Linked DNA regions of Mus musculus: region 2 is linked to region 1. A link is a loop called in an ENCODE intact Hi-C map of the cell type or tissue named here. Cell type or tissue: heart. All regions are shown on one strand. Links, peaks and the distances in the headings refer to the core of each region. The heading gives the core; the rest is flanking DNA.

Region 1 (6,032 bases), core at 317-5,316:
AGAGGGCAATTCTCTCATCTTCCAGGTACTGTTTCCAGCGGCTGTCTTGGTCACAGGCCATGGGCCCTGGCGCCGGAGGTGGGCCTCCCTCTCCACTCATAGGCTTGGAGCCCCCGGGGTGACCCTGAGGAAGAGTGAGCATACACATCACCTACTTAAATCCATGTACAGCTGTATGCGCAGGTGTGCTTTCCCAAAATCCTCCTGTCTCATCATGTAGTCCCCTCCTCCCAACGGGACCCAGTCACTAGCCAGAATTCACTGGATAGCTCAGAACTGCCCATGCAGCAGAAGCAGGAAGAACATCAAAAGGACTTTTCCTCCCAACCTAGGGTCACCTCATTCCTTCTTTTGGAACCTAAATCATCCTGAAAATCAATTTGTAAACAGCTCAGCCACCTGTGCATGGACTCCCAGTCTCACATGTCCCTCTACGCCAGCTGCATGCCCCAATATCAGGGGCATCTTCTGAAAGAAGAGCCTATGGAAAGGAAAGCAGCAATCCCACCATTAGCTACCCCATTTCCCTCCCTCCAGCCTGAGGTGATGGTTGCAGCAAAAGAGCCAGGCCAGACGGGAAGCGAGGCTGTAGGTTTGCCTTTCTTTCCTTACAAATTCTAATCCACAGAAGCAGCCCAGCCTGAGCTTGAAAACCAGGAAGTAAAACTGGCTGGTACAGACCATGACAGATGTAGCCCAGGAGAGATGCTGGACAGGCAGGCAGGTAGGGTGGAGGTTCGAGGGCAGCCTCTTACCTGAATGCTGTCCATCTGCTGGGGAAGGATTCGGAGGAAGTCATCCGGGAGGCTGCCCAGCAGGGGTGGGTTCCAGTTTCTGTAGCGTCTCTGGCTTGCAGGTTGTCCGGAGCCTGGGACATCAATCCTGGGGGATGAGAGGTAAGGAGAGCAGGGCATAGTCAGGCTTAGCCATAGCTCTGTTGGCCCATCCCAGGCCCTTGGGCAGATGGAGATCTTGCTCAGAGTATCCAGTGCCTACACCGCTTTCTGAACAAAGGTGCAGGCATGCATTCTGCTGAACGAGGGAAACAGCAGACCAAGAAGGAAGGCAGCCAGTCAACATTGCAGACTTACATACGGACTTTCTGAATGTCCCCTACAGACTGGGGGGTGGGGGGTGGGGGTGGGGTCAGACATTTCTGTGCTATGTCCCTAGCTGGCACAGTGCTGGACTGTTAAATAATAGCGATCACACCCCACACACCCCCAACAGCAGACAAGTAGCCTGCCGACAGCCCGTTCTGTCCTCGTTTGTTGAGGCGGGAGCTCCCTGAGATTCCTGGACAATAAGCAGGTCTGAGTTCACATTCTGGCTCAACTATAGCCAGCAAAGGGGAGGGAACATTGAGGAGCCCCTGGTACTTTGTTATAAATTCTAGATCTTGCTGCTCTCCTGCCCAGGTACTAAGACACTCACACACACTTTCACACACACACACACACTCACACATATACATACACACACTCACACATATACATACACACATACTCACACACACACACACTCTCACACACTCACATACTCACACATACACACTCACACACACATATACACTCACAGACACACACATATACATACACATACACACACATACACATACACACTCACGCACACATACACTCACACACACACATACTCACACACACACTCACACACACACATCCCCATGAGCTGCAGCTTGAACAGATGGAGCCCAGAGTTAGGGTCTTGTTCCCAAGGGGTTCTATGGGGCCTCTCTTCCCAGACAAGGTGTGTCTGTGCTAAGCAGCCAGGACAGGAGAGGACCAAGGGCCTGGCTGCCCTGACCCCAGGCTCTATCCCAAGCCCAGGCCCGAAGGAAGCCTGGAGCTGGGCCAGGAGCTCCAGGACTCCCCAGCAGCCTGCTGCGTGGCAACCGCAGGACACGTGTCCTGCTGAATCAGGGAAATGACACATGGAGAAAGCAGGCGGCGGGGAGGTGGTGGGGGCCATGCTGGGCTCGGCCTGGCTTTGATTTGGCCTCCAGCTCCAGGAATCCCTCCACCCCCTCACTGGAGGGGAGCTTTTCCGTCTGCCGCTAACTTGTGGAAATAACTTCCTTTCCTTTTTCTATTTTGGGCTGGTGGCCCGGTGGGTACGAGGGGAGGGCTGAGGGGAGGGTGGGGGCAGCAGCAGACGGATAACCAGCTGCTAAGTGCTAGGGGGAGCTCAGCTCGAAGCCAGAGACACACATGGATATCCAGAGAGGCGCCTGCAGGGGAGCCCAGGGCTCGGTCTCCTCCACATTGCTCTGCCACTTATGTCCCTGTCCCAAGCTCTGGTTCCCTCCCAAGGCCCATCTGTCAGTCCCACAGACACCACTTCCAGCCATAATGGAAGAAGGCTTGTCTAGGCTTCGTTTGGGGCAAGGTAAACACCCCAACTCAGTTATATCTGGAATCCACCCAGACTGCCCAGGGAGAGTCCAAACTCTGACTAAGACCCTTCTAGCTTTTGTATTTCTGGGATGCCCAGGGGATGAGGGTTGACATGGGGAGAATTCCTTTTCTTCCAGAGTCTCCCGGGCTGCTGGGCACGGGTCCTGGAAAGTCCATCAGTCATCCTCCTCCGAACCCTGGGGTGAAGTCATCCTCAGCTGCCTGACTGAGGGAGGGGGCCAGCCCAGGGCAGGCAGCCCGGCAACTCCATTATGGTTGGAAAGGAATGGGAGAAATGAGCTGCTGAGGTAAAACAATTTCCACACAAAAACAGCAGGCGGCCTGTGGAGGGGCCTCCTGGGCTGCTGGGACTCAGGCAGATGGAGAGAAGAACCCAGCAGCAGTGGGGGAGGGGAAGGAGACCGAGGCCAAGAGGATCTTCAGGTACTGAGTCCCTGGAACCCCTAGACTTGAATTTCAGGCTGAGGTGGATGATGACGTCATGTGTAACCACAGGATGTTGGACCACCTACCTGGCTGGGAAGGATCTCAGACATGCGCCTTTCCAGAAAGGGGGGGGGGGTTAGTGGAGTCTGGACGTGCAGCCCACGTGGGCGGGACCCTGTCACAGGTCACTAAATGATGTAGCTGCATCATTCAGGCAAAACCTAAGCAAAGGACCCTAGCAGATGGGCCTGCGTCTTTGGATCCTGCGGGACAGTATCTGAGCTCTGAAACTGTCCTGTTACCAGGCTCATCCCAGGGACATGGTGACAGAAAGGGACCAGACCACTAGCTTCTCTCAAACCTAACCTTCAGCGGCCAAAGATTTTTAGAATACCAGTCTACCAGTGCCCTGCCGTGGTATAGTCCCACGGAGTCTCCTGTAGTTGCAGGGTAAGGTGTGTGTGTTCTTTGGAAGCTCCACGGAGCCCCCATGACCGACCCATGTTCCTCTCTGCTCACTGATGAACAGCTCCTCGAGATGGCCCCCCTCCCTGCTTCTCCTGTGCGTACACCACTCCCTCTGTTTAGAACAGAGTCCTGTCCTCAGTCTCACTAAAGTAAGGAGGTGTGGATGGCAGACCCTCGCTTGGACAGCAGCTTCTGGGCCCCCATGTTTGTGGTTCCTGAAATTCTGATCTACAGTAGAAGAGCCCAGAGGACAAGCAACACACACACACACACACACACACACACACACACACACACACACACACACACACACACACACTGTAATTGAAACTATTTAAGTACTTTGGGATAAACATTATAGTTTGGTCTGCAATGTCCCCACAGGCTTGTATGGTTGAACTCCTTGTCTGCAGTTAGTGGCACTGCTTTGAGAAGCTACTCTTTACAGGTGGGATCTAGGCCACTAGGGGCAGGCCTGGAAGGTTGCACCTGCCTCTGGCTCTAAACCAGCTCTCTCTGCTTCCTGATGCAGGTGATGTGAAAGGCCCACGGCCCTGTTCTGCCACACCTTTTCCTGCCACAGTGAACTAAAATCCCTCTCACACCATGAGCCAAATAAGCCTTCTCTCAATCCAGTCCTTGCCTTTGGGTGTTTTGCCACAGCAACATAAATGAAATAGAGGATTGAGACAAGCAACGACACAGAAGTCAAGCCAGGTGGTGGTGGCTTTAATTCCAGCACTCAGGAGGCAGAGGCAGATGGATCTTTTGAATTCTGGGCCAGCCTGGTCTACATAGCTAGCTCTAGAACAGGCAAGGCTGTACAAAGAAATCCTGTCTGGAGGCAGGGTAGGAGGAATCAAAAGAAAATCATTTAGCACCAGTACCCCGGAGCTCTTGACTCTAGCTGCATATGTATCAAAAGATGGCCTAGTTGGCCATCACTGGAAAGAGAGGCTCATTGGACATGCAAACTTTATATGCCCCAGTACAGGGGAACGCCAGGGCCAAAAAAATGGGAATGGGTGGGTAGGGAAGTGGGGGGAGGGTATGGGGGACTTTTGGGATAGCATTGGAAATGTAATTGAGGAAAATATGTAATAAAAAATATTAAAAAAAGAAGAAGAAGAAAGAAAATCATTTAGCTCTCATCTCCGTAAGCTGCTCCAGGCGTGACCTCTCTGGCAGTCTCACGAAGGTTCTAACTTTCACTCCCCAGCCTGCATCTCTTGTACCACCTGAGAACTCCATGGAGGACCTCTACCCCACCCAGCTAACTTTCCAAACTCTCAGCTTCCTAAGCTACATACAGTCTGACTTCTCAGCAGGGAGGAGAGGACATAGCGATGAAAACCCAGTACGATGACCTGGGTTCACACCCAGCCTTGGCCACTGGGGACAGCAGTAACCCTCTGGGGCTCAGCTTTGTCAGCTGTGAGATGGGCGACTGCACTGCTTACCACTGAAGTCCTTAAGTCATCGAGTAAAGGACCATGGCCGTCTCTGGCACACAGCAGCTGTTCTTACTGGCTCTCCAGGCTCCCCACTGTCACTGTTCTAGGGCTCTTAAGATGTCTAGAATTGGGGGATCACTATAGCACCCCCCCATCATCTCCTCTCACCTTGTCTGTCATTCTAACAAACAGCAGCTCCTGGACAAAGCAACCACACCTAGGCTCTAACATCTGCCAAACCCAGAGCCCAGAAAGCAAGCTCTTCACGTACAACGGACCCCACTGGCACTAGCTTCTTTTTAAGCTTCCAAAGAACAAGAGTCTCAAAGCTGAGACAAGTCTCCCGGGTCCTTGCTGCCCACTCTCCCGTCTCCCGTCATCAAACTAACCCAGAAAAAGACACATCTTCACATGGCTTTAAAATCCTCTCAACATCACTAGCTGAGGGGTGACAAACAGTCATCCCACTGGGGACTGACTGACAGCTACCTGGGGGTGCTGGGGTGGGAGGGATGCTGAGGTTCATCTTGCCTCCGCAGGAGACAGCACAATGATTAATTACTGATGTGTCCATGGGCTGGGGAAAGGAAGGGTCAGTACAAAATTTCATGAGCTCATCTTCCTACCCGTCCTCTCCCTTGATTACACATTCCAAGGACCCGGAGGCTGTGCCATATTTAATTAACTATATCCCATAGGCATATGCTGCTATAGCTAACTTGTGTTTGCTCTGCGGGCACTTTAGAGACAGCCATCTTCTCTAGCCTTCCTCTTTATTTTTAGGATCCTTTTACACTGAACCTGGAACTTACTGACTGGCTAACTCAGCTGGTCACTGAGCTGCAGGGAGCTGCCCGTCTCTGCAACTCCAGCTATTGGTGTGACAGATGTGGCCTGCTGTGCTCAGCTTTTACATGCAGAGGGCTAGGAATTCAAGCCCAGGCCCTCTTGCTTGTGCAACAAGCTCCCTGCCTCCTGAGAGACATTTCCCCAGTCCCACAGGGTTGAAGTTTTGAAAGTTATCCCAGGTGTCCCGTGAAAATGTCTCTTGCCACAGTCCAAGTGTGCAGTTAGTAGAATAATGTCTGGTGGGGGCCGCCAATTTCCCACTGTGGTTTATACAACCCCGACTCCTGTCTCTGTTTCTCCCCACTGCGCTCTGAGACAAAAATGGACGCTCACCGGGGAGGTGGGGTCGGAGGAGCCATCAGGTAAGGCCTGTCGAACACGTGCATGTGGTACGCTGGTG
Region 2 (6,032 bases), core at 385-5,384, 62 kb after region 1:
TTACACAATGCCCCTCCCCGACTCTGCACTGGAAGGATGGTCCTTAACCTTAGGTGTGCCTCTCATCCAGGCCTAAAATCCCAGCCCTGGGGAGGCTGAGGCAGGAGAGTTGCTGCAAGTTGATACCAGCAGAGGCTACAAAGGAAAACCACTGTGTCTCAAAGAACACAAAACACTGGCCAGCAGGATGGCTGACTGGGTAAAGATACTTGCTGCCAAGCCAGAAGACCAGAGTTCAGGCCTCAGAAACCACATGTTGGAAGGAGAAAACTGACTTCCAAAAGAGTTGTCTTCTGACTTTCACATGTCAGCTTATTCGTGTACACACACACACACACACACACACACACACACACACACACTTTAAAAAAATGAAAAGAAAAGAAAGAACAAATCCCAGCACTTGGGAGGCAGAGGCAGGTAGATCTCTATGAGTTCAAGGCCAGCTTGGTCCACAGCGTGAGTTCCAGAACAGCCAGGGCTACCCAGTGAAACTCTGTCTTGAAAATGAATAAACAAAAAACAACAACAAATAAATTAAAAAAAAAAAAAGACACAAAAATCTCACCTGAGTCCTGACTACAGCAGCAGAATTTGATGTTTTAATGAACAGCAAGGTGGACAGAGGGCGGCTGAGGGAAGCCACTCTCTGATGGCTTAGGTGCTCAGTCTGAGGAACAATCCCAAAAGCAGCAGAAAATTCTGTCCCTTCCTAGTTCCCAGTGTGACTGCTGGTTCCTCCATCAGACCAAGTCACTCCTGGTATGAGAATGGTATCAGCTTCCCCCTCCCCCCACAAGGCTCCAGGTGATGCCTCTTAGTTTATGCTTATCAAGAAAAGTTTGGAAAGTTCATGAGTGCCTTCCACCCCAACCCCAGCTGGCAGAGGGCCTTTAAAGGCCTCCAATTTGGCCAATTAATCCACACGACAAGGAAGAGTCACAAAGGGAGGAGATGACAGAGATGTGGAGGAATAGAATTTGGCCACCAGATCTTGGTCCCAGTGTCTAGTCCTGAGTGAGACCCACCATGCTTTCCTGGGTGGGTGTAAATGGCCAGAGTCTTTACCCATGGGTTTTCTTGTCCCAGAATCACTACATTCACACCAGACCTGGAAGGTAGGCACCATGGTTGCCAGCAATGAGTTGTAGTCCACCAGACAGGATGCTGCATCCTCAGACTAACAGTGACTTGGGAACAAATGGCAGACACGACAGCTTTCCTGGGATTTTGTTTTGTTTTGTTTTAATCTATTTACCTTTATTTTATGTGCACTGGTGTTTTGCCTCCACGTATGTCTATGTGACAGTATCAGGTCTTGGAGTTACAGAGAGTTGTGAGCTGCTATATGGTTGCTGGGATTGGAAGCCTGGGTCCTCTAGAAGAGCAATCTGTGCTCTTAACAATTGAACCATCTCTTTGGCTCCAGCTTTCCTGTTTTTTATATATTAGGAATATAACAATAAAACGTGAAAGGGGAGAATTCTGGAACTGAGCCCCCCTGCAAAGGCAGCGAAGCCCACGATCAGCATTTCTCCTGAATCTACTGGCATTGGCACACTCGCACAGGAGTGTAGACTGCCAGTGTGGTCGCCTCACATTTGATGAATACTTTAGCGCCTCTTTCTCTTCTCTTCCCTCTCTTCTCTTCCCTCTCTTCTCTTCTCCTCTCATTTTCTCTCCAACCCCCTTGCAGCCCAAGTTTCTTTCCCTTCTAACTCCCTAAGTAGCCAGTGATGACCGTGAGATTGTGAGCCTCCTGCCTTTCCCTCCCCAGCTCTGATAGAACACATGCGTGCCACCATACCCAATTTTATGCTAAGCTGGGTAGTAAACTTTGTATATGTTAGGCAACAGGGCTACCTCCCAGCTCCAGTGTTATACATGTTACATATTCGATACCCAGCAAAGAATCTGCTTAGGTGGCCATGGCTAGCTTGACGCCATCAGCACAGGACTTCCCACACTAAGGTGCCCAGTGTGTGTGACTTTCCTCTCTCCTTTAAACGGCACAGACAGCCCGTTGCCTGGAGACTGGGCACACTCTTCTGTTCACTCTTCCTTTCATTCTCCAGCAGCAGGTCTGAAAACAGTGGCCTCCAGGAAATACGCTTGGGGCCAGGGCAAAGGGGGTGAGGAGAGGCAGGAGTGTGCTCTTCTCCCAGGCAGCGACACCCCCCAGCCCCCCTTCTCTCTGTCTTCCTTTTCCTCCCCAGGTCTGAAAGGCCCAGCAAACCAAAAGGCTCCCACAGGGAACAAGGCCCCCTTTGAAAGCCAGTGTTTGCCTGGAGCTGCCGGCAGACAAGGGTTGCCATGGCCACTGAGCACCTTTGCCAGCCAAGCCTAGGCAGGCCCAGAAGAGCAGCTTAAACCACCAGACGCCCCAACTCTAACCCCTTCTAGGGTCCCAACTACTGTCAAACACACCTGTCCTGAGGCCCTATGGCTGTTGGAAGGTGATAATTGGGGAACCTCTAGACTGAAAACCTAACACCGGAAGGGACCAGAGGATGGAGGCCCCTCCCTGAGACACCAAGCAGAAATGTCAGGGCTCAGGGCTCGGAGCCACCGTGCTGGGGAGCAGCTCGCCAGAGCCATACTGCCTCAGGACCTGCCCTGCCTCCTGGGCCAGAGCCTGGCTGTGCTGCTAATGGGAATGACTTATTTATGTAATTCATTATCACTGGGGCCTGGATCCAAGAGAGGTGGGTGGAGGCCAGGCCCCAGCTGCTGAGGGAGGAAAGGGAGGGGCTGTCCTGAGGCTCAGTCTGGACCTGGCAGCCACAGAGCTTGCTGCTGCTGACTGCAGGGACCAGAGGACAAAGGCAAGGAGGAAAGGGGACAGGGCTGGACCCTGGAGGCTCCGTGGGGCTCTTGAGAGTGAGAATAGAATTCCTCAGAAGCAGAGGCCTAGCATACTTTTGCCTTTAAACTGCTCTGTGGTCCAAAAGGCGTCTTCATCTAAAAAACAAAAAACAAACAAACAAACAAACAAAAACCAGGCAGTGGTGTACACATATTCAAGCCCAGCCCTCAGAAGGCAGGGGCAGATGGCTCTGTGAGTTTGAGGCCAGCCTGATCAATAGAGTGAGTTCCAGGACAGCTAAGGTTACATAGTGAAACCCCATCTCGAAAATCCAAAAACCAAACAAAACAACAAAATAAACAAAAAAACTCCGAGCTCTGCAGCTTCAAGACGGAAATGCTCTCGTGTCCAACAGGAGGCCTCCTATACCTGACCCAGGATGGAAAGGAAGAGCCTAGAACCTTCCAGCATTCTGCAGTCATCCCTAAGATCCATCATGGAGGCTCCAGTGGAGGGGCAGGGGAACGGATCAGGCTTGGGATGACAGGTGGCTGGAGCTGGCTCCAGGGGCTGAGGCAGCGTGTCCACCCCAGCACTCACACCCCAGACAGGGCCAGGTTCTTAGGAAGATCCTCGTTCGAAGCCTCTGAGAGGCCCAGGCTGCCTCTGTGGCAGTCTCTCCATTTCTTTATCCCTGCCCCTGCCCCTGCTCTAGCTCCTGCCCGTCTGAGGGACTACATCTGTCCAATCTGGGAATTGGTCTCCGTCTTCCTTTCCTTCCTCTTCCTCCCCCTCCCCTTCCTCTCTCTCCTCTGTCTTGCTGTCTCTCTCCCAGACGTCTTACGTGCCATGCTGGAACTCTCCATAGAGATGAGGAAGTATGAACTTGAACTCCTGCCTCTACTTCCCCACGTTTGTGGGGTTTTGGTTGTGAGGATCAAACCTAGAGATTTGTACCTATTAGGGAAGCACTCTCCTAGCCAAGCTCCCTCTCTAGCCCTGTGGCCTTGGTTTCTAATAATAATATTAGTGATTCACTGAGCACCCGTTTCCTGTGATCCTCACCACACCCCCGAGAGGAGGGGAGGAAACACTGGCCATTAGGAAGTCTGCACAGGTCACATCACCAGTAAGTGAAGAACAAGGGCCCAAACCTAGCTGTTCAGTTTTCACCCCCTTGGTATAAAAATGCTCACACAGAGAGTCTTTCAAGAGCAGAGCAAAGCAAGCCCCACAGGGCTGAGTCGATTTCCTTATAGGTACCCAGCCCGTCGGGGTAGAGTAAGGACAATGTCCAGAGTGCTAAATCCGGACCAACATCCTCTCCCGGTCACACCATTTCAACCACAGAAACAGCTGTGTTTATGTAGGGGAGAGAGACACATTTGCTCTCTGTTTTACAAGGTTATCATCCCAGTAGCCTATAAACCTGCCTTACCTCCTCCAACAGTAGCCTGGCTGAACCCTGCCATCTGGCCCCCACATCCTGTTCCATGACCATCCCACAAAGAGCTCCCAAGCCTTGACCAAGACTTTTCAGTTCTATCGTGTAGCGTTACAGACCTACCCGTGCCCTGTTCAGGTAGTGCTGTGTCCCAAGGTTCTCAGTGAAGTCCCACCCCCACCATACCAGCTCACACTGAAGTGGTCCCTTAGAGTTCTCACATCTTTCTGCCAGGTATCATCCGACCAACCCTACTCGACCTGGTCCAAGGTGGTAAGTCTGGCATGCTTCTGAGTACATCCCCAGGTCATGTCTCTACTGTGAGGATGCCTCCATCCCCATTGATAAGGGAAAATCCTGTAGTGATATGGAGTGCCATATGACCATGTCTACAAATCACAGCTGATTGGACCAGCAGAAGGCAGACTCACGTGAGTCAGTTAGATTCTTCCCCCAGGAACATATTTGATTCAAGGTCCAGGCACTGTTTGGCTTTCTGGTTATTAGAAAGAGGGTGGGTGTATTTGAGAACCAAGAGACTATGATGCCAGATTCACATTCACAAAAGCAAGGGTATCCGCAGGTATACCAGGAAGAGGCACCTTTCCCCCCAAGGCATCTTGGAGGCCAGCATTGCTCCCTGCTCTCAGTTCCTCAATTCTCCCATTACTTCAATAGTTCTGTTCTTGTACTCAGGGGAGTCTGAAACCAAGACAGACTGGTCTTACTGTTCCTCTACACAGATAAGAAAAGGGTTCCAGACGTGGCATTCGTAAACGAATGTCAATGCCAACATGTCATTCTGCGGTTGTTAAAAGCCCTGCTATGTGACCGTCTCTTCAATGCTATCTCCCACCTCCTTTCTGGGCCTACGTAGCAGGTGTTCTCCTTCTGTCCAAGTAAAAAACAGTGGCCGGGCAGGCAACTCAGCCAGAGGCACTTCCGTAGATCTATCACCAGCCACGGGAATATAAAAGTCTGTCCTTAGGAAGCTGAAGATAGTCCTTTATCCCTCTTCCTTTCCAGCTCCCCATGCTGCCTGACCCGCTCTGGTAAGACGTGTGAACAGAAGTAGCAGGCCAGGTGTGGTGGTCTGTGCCTCTAACCCCAGCCACTTTAGAGACTGAAGCCAGAGGGTCAAGGGTTCCAGACCAGTCTTGGGCGTAGAGTGAATTCCAGGCCAGGCTGAGAACCATAGCGAGACCCTATCTCAAAAACAAAGCAAGGCCCTGAGATAACTTAGCAGATAAAAGTGCTATAGCGTGCTTACACACATACAGATACGAGTGAATGTTTTTTTTTTTTTTAAATGGGGAGGAGAGGACAAAGTCTCACTATGTAGTCCAGTCTGGCCTGAAACTCTCTATGTAGACCAGGCTAGCTTGAATTTGCAGATATCCACCTGCCTCTGCCTTCTAAGTAAATGGTTCTTCCTCCCTCTTCTGCTCCTGCCACCACCTCCCAGGTTCCAGATGGAGTTGTCACAAGTCAAGACTACCTCAGGCACATTAGATGCCCCATGAGCAAAATGCACGGGGAGCCAGATGTGGTGGTGTGGACACACCTCTTTAATCCCAGCGCTTGAGAGGCAGAAGGAAGGTGGGTCTCTGAGTTAGATGCCAGCCTGGTCTACATAGCAAGTTCCCAGAGAGGCAGGGTTACATAGACAGACACTGTTTCAAGAAGCAACAACAAAATTCCACACATCAACTGTGTCAAGCCACTGAACGTCAGAGTTTGGTTATCCCTGAGATGCAGTCAGAGGCATGAAGCAGCAGCCTG

Evidence for each region. Hi-C counts contacts between places; a loop is a spot of excess contacts. Peaks named below come from ENCODE experiments on the same cell type or tissue, not always from the same donor. Only the 100,000 strongest peaks of a DNase experiment are listed, where the experiment ranks them.
Region 2: a loop joins it to region 1, with 2.4 times the contacts of the local background. A loop is called at or near these places in 2 of 42 quality-filtered maps.

Annotation. Positions count from the first base shown.
Region 1 is chr11:88,177,331-88,183,362 of GRCm38, reverse strand. Cuedc1 (CUE domain containing 1) reads right to left here. Exons shown (of 11, transcript NM_198013.3): 3 at 5,966-6,032; 4 at 756-882; 5 at 1-124. Among named protein-coding and RNA genes, the nearest start is that of Mrps23, 24 kb to the left of the region's middle. In heart, for the core only: CTCF peaks have their summits at 2,224, 2,760 and 3,802 (motif pointing right); DNase peaks (open chromatin) are centred at 1,972 and 2,682; H3K4me3 peaks cover 898 bases; H3K27ac peaks cover 3,538 bases.
Region 2 is chr11:88,115,641-88,121,672 of GRCm38, reverse strand. The region is part of intron 1 of Cuedc1 (CUE domain containing 1); the gene reads right to left. Among named protein-coding and RNA genes, the nearest start is that of Cuedc1, 20 kb to the right of the region's middle. In heart, for the core only: no CTCF peak of the experiment used is centred there; DNase peaks (open chromatin) are centred at 2,632, 3,502 and 3,882; H3K4me3 peaks cover 652 bases; H3K27ac peaks cover 3,705 bases.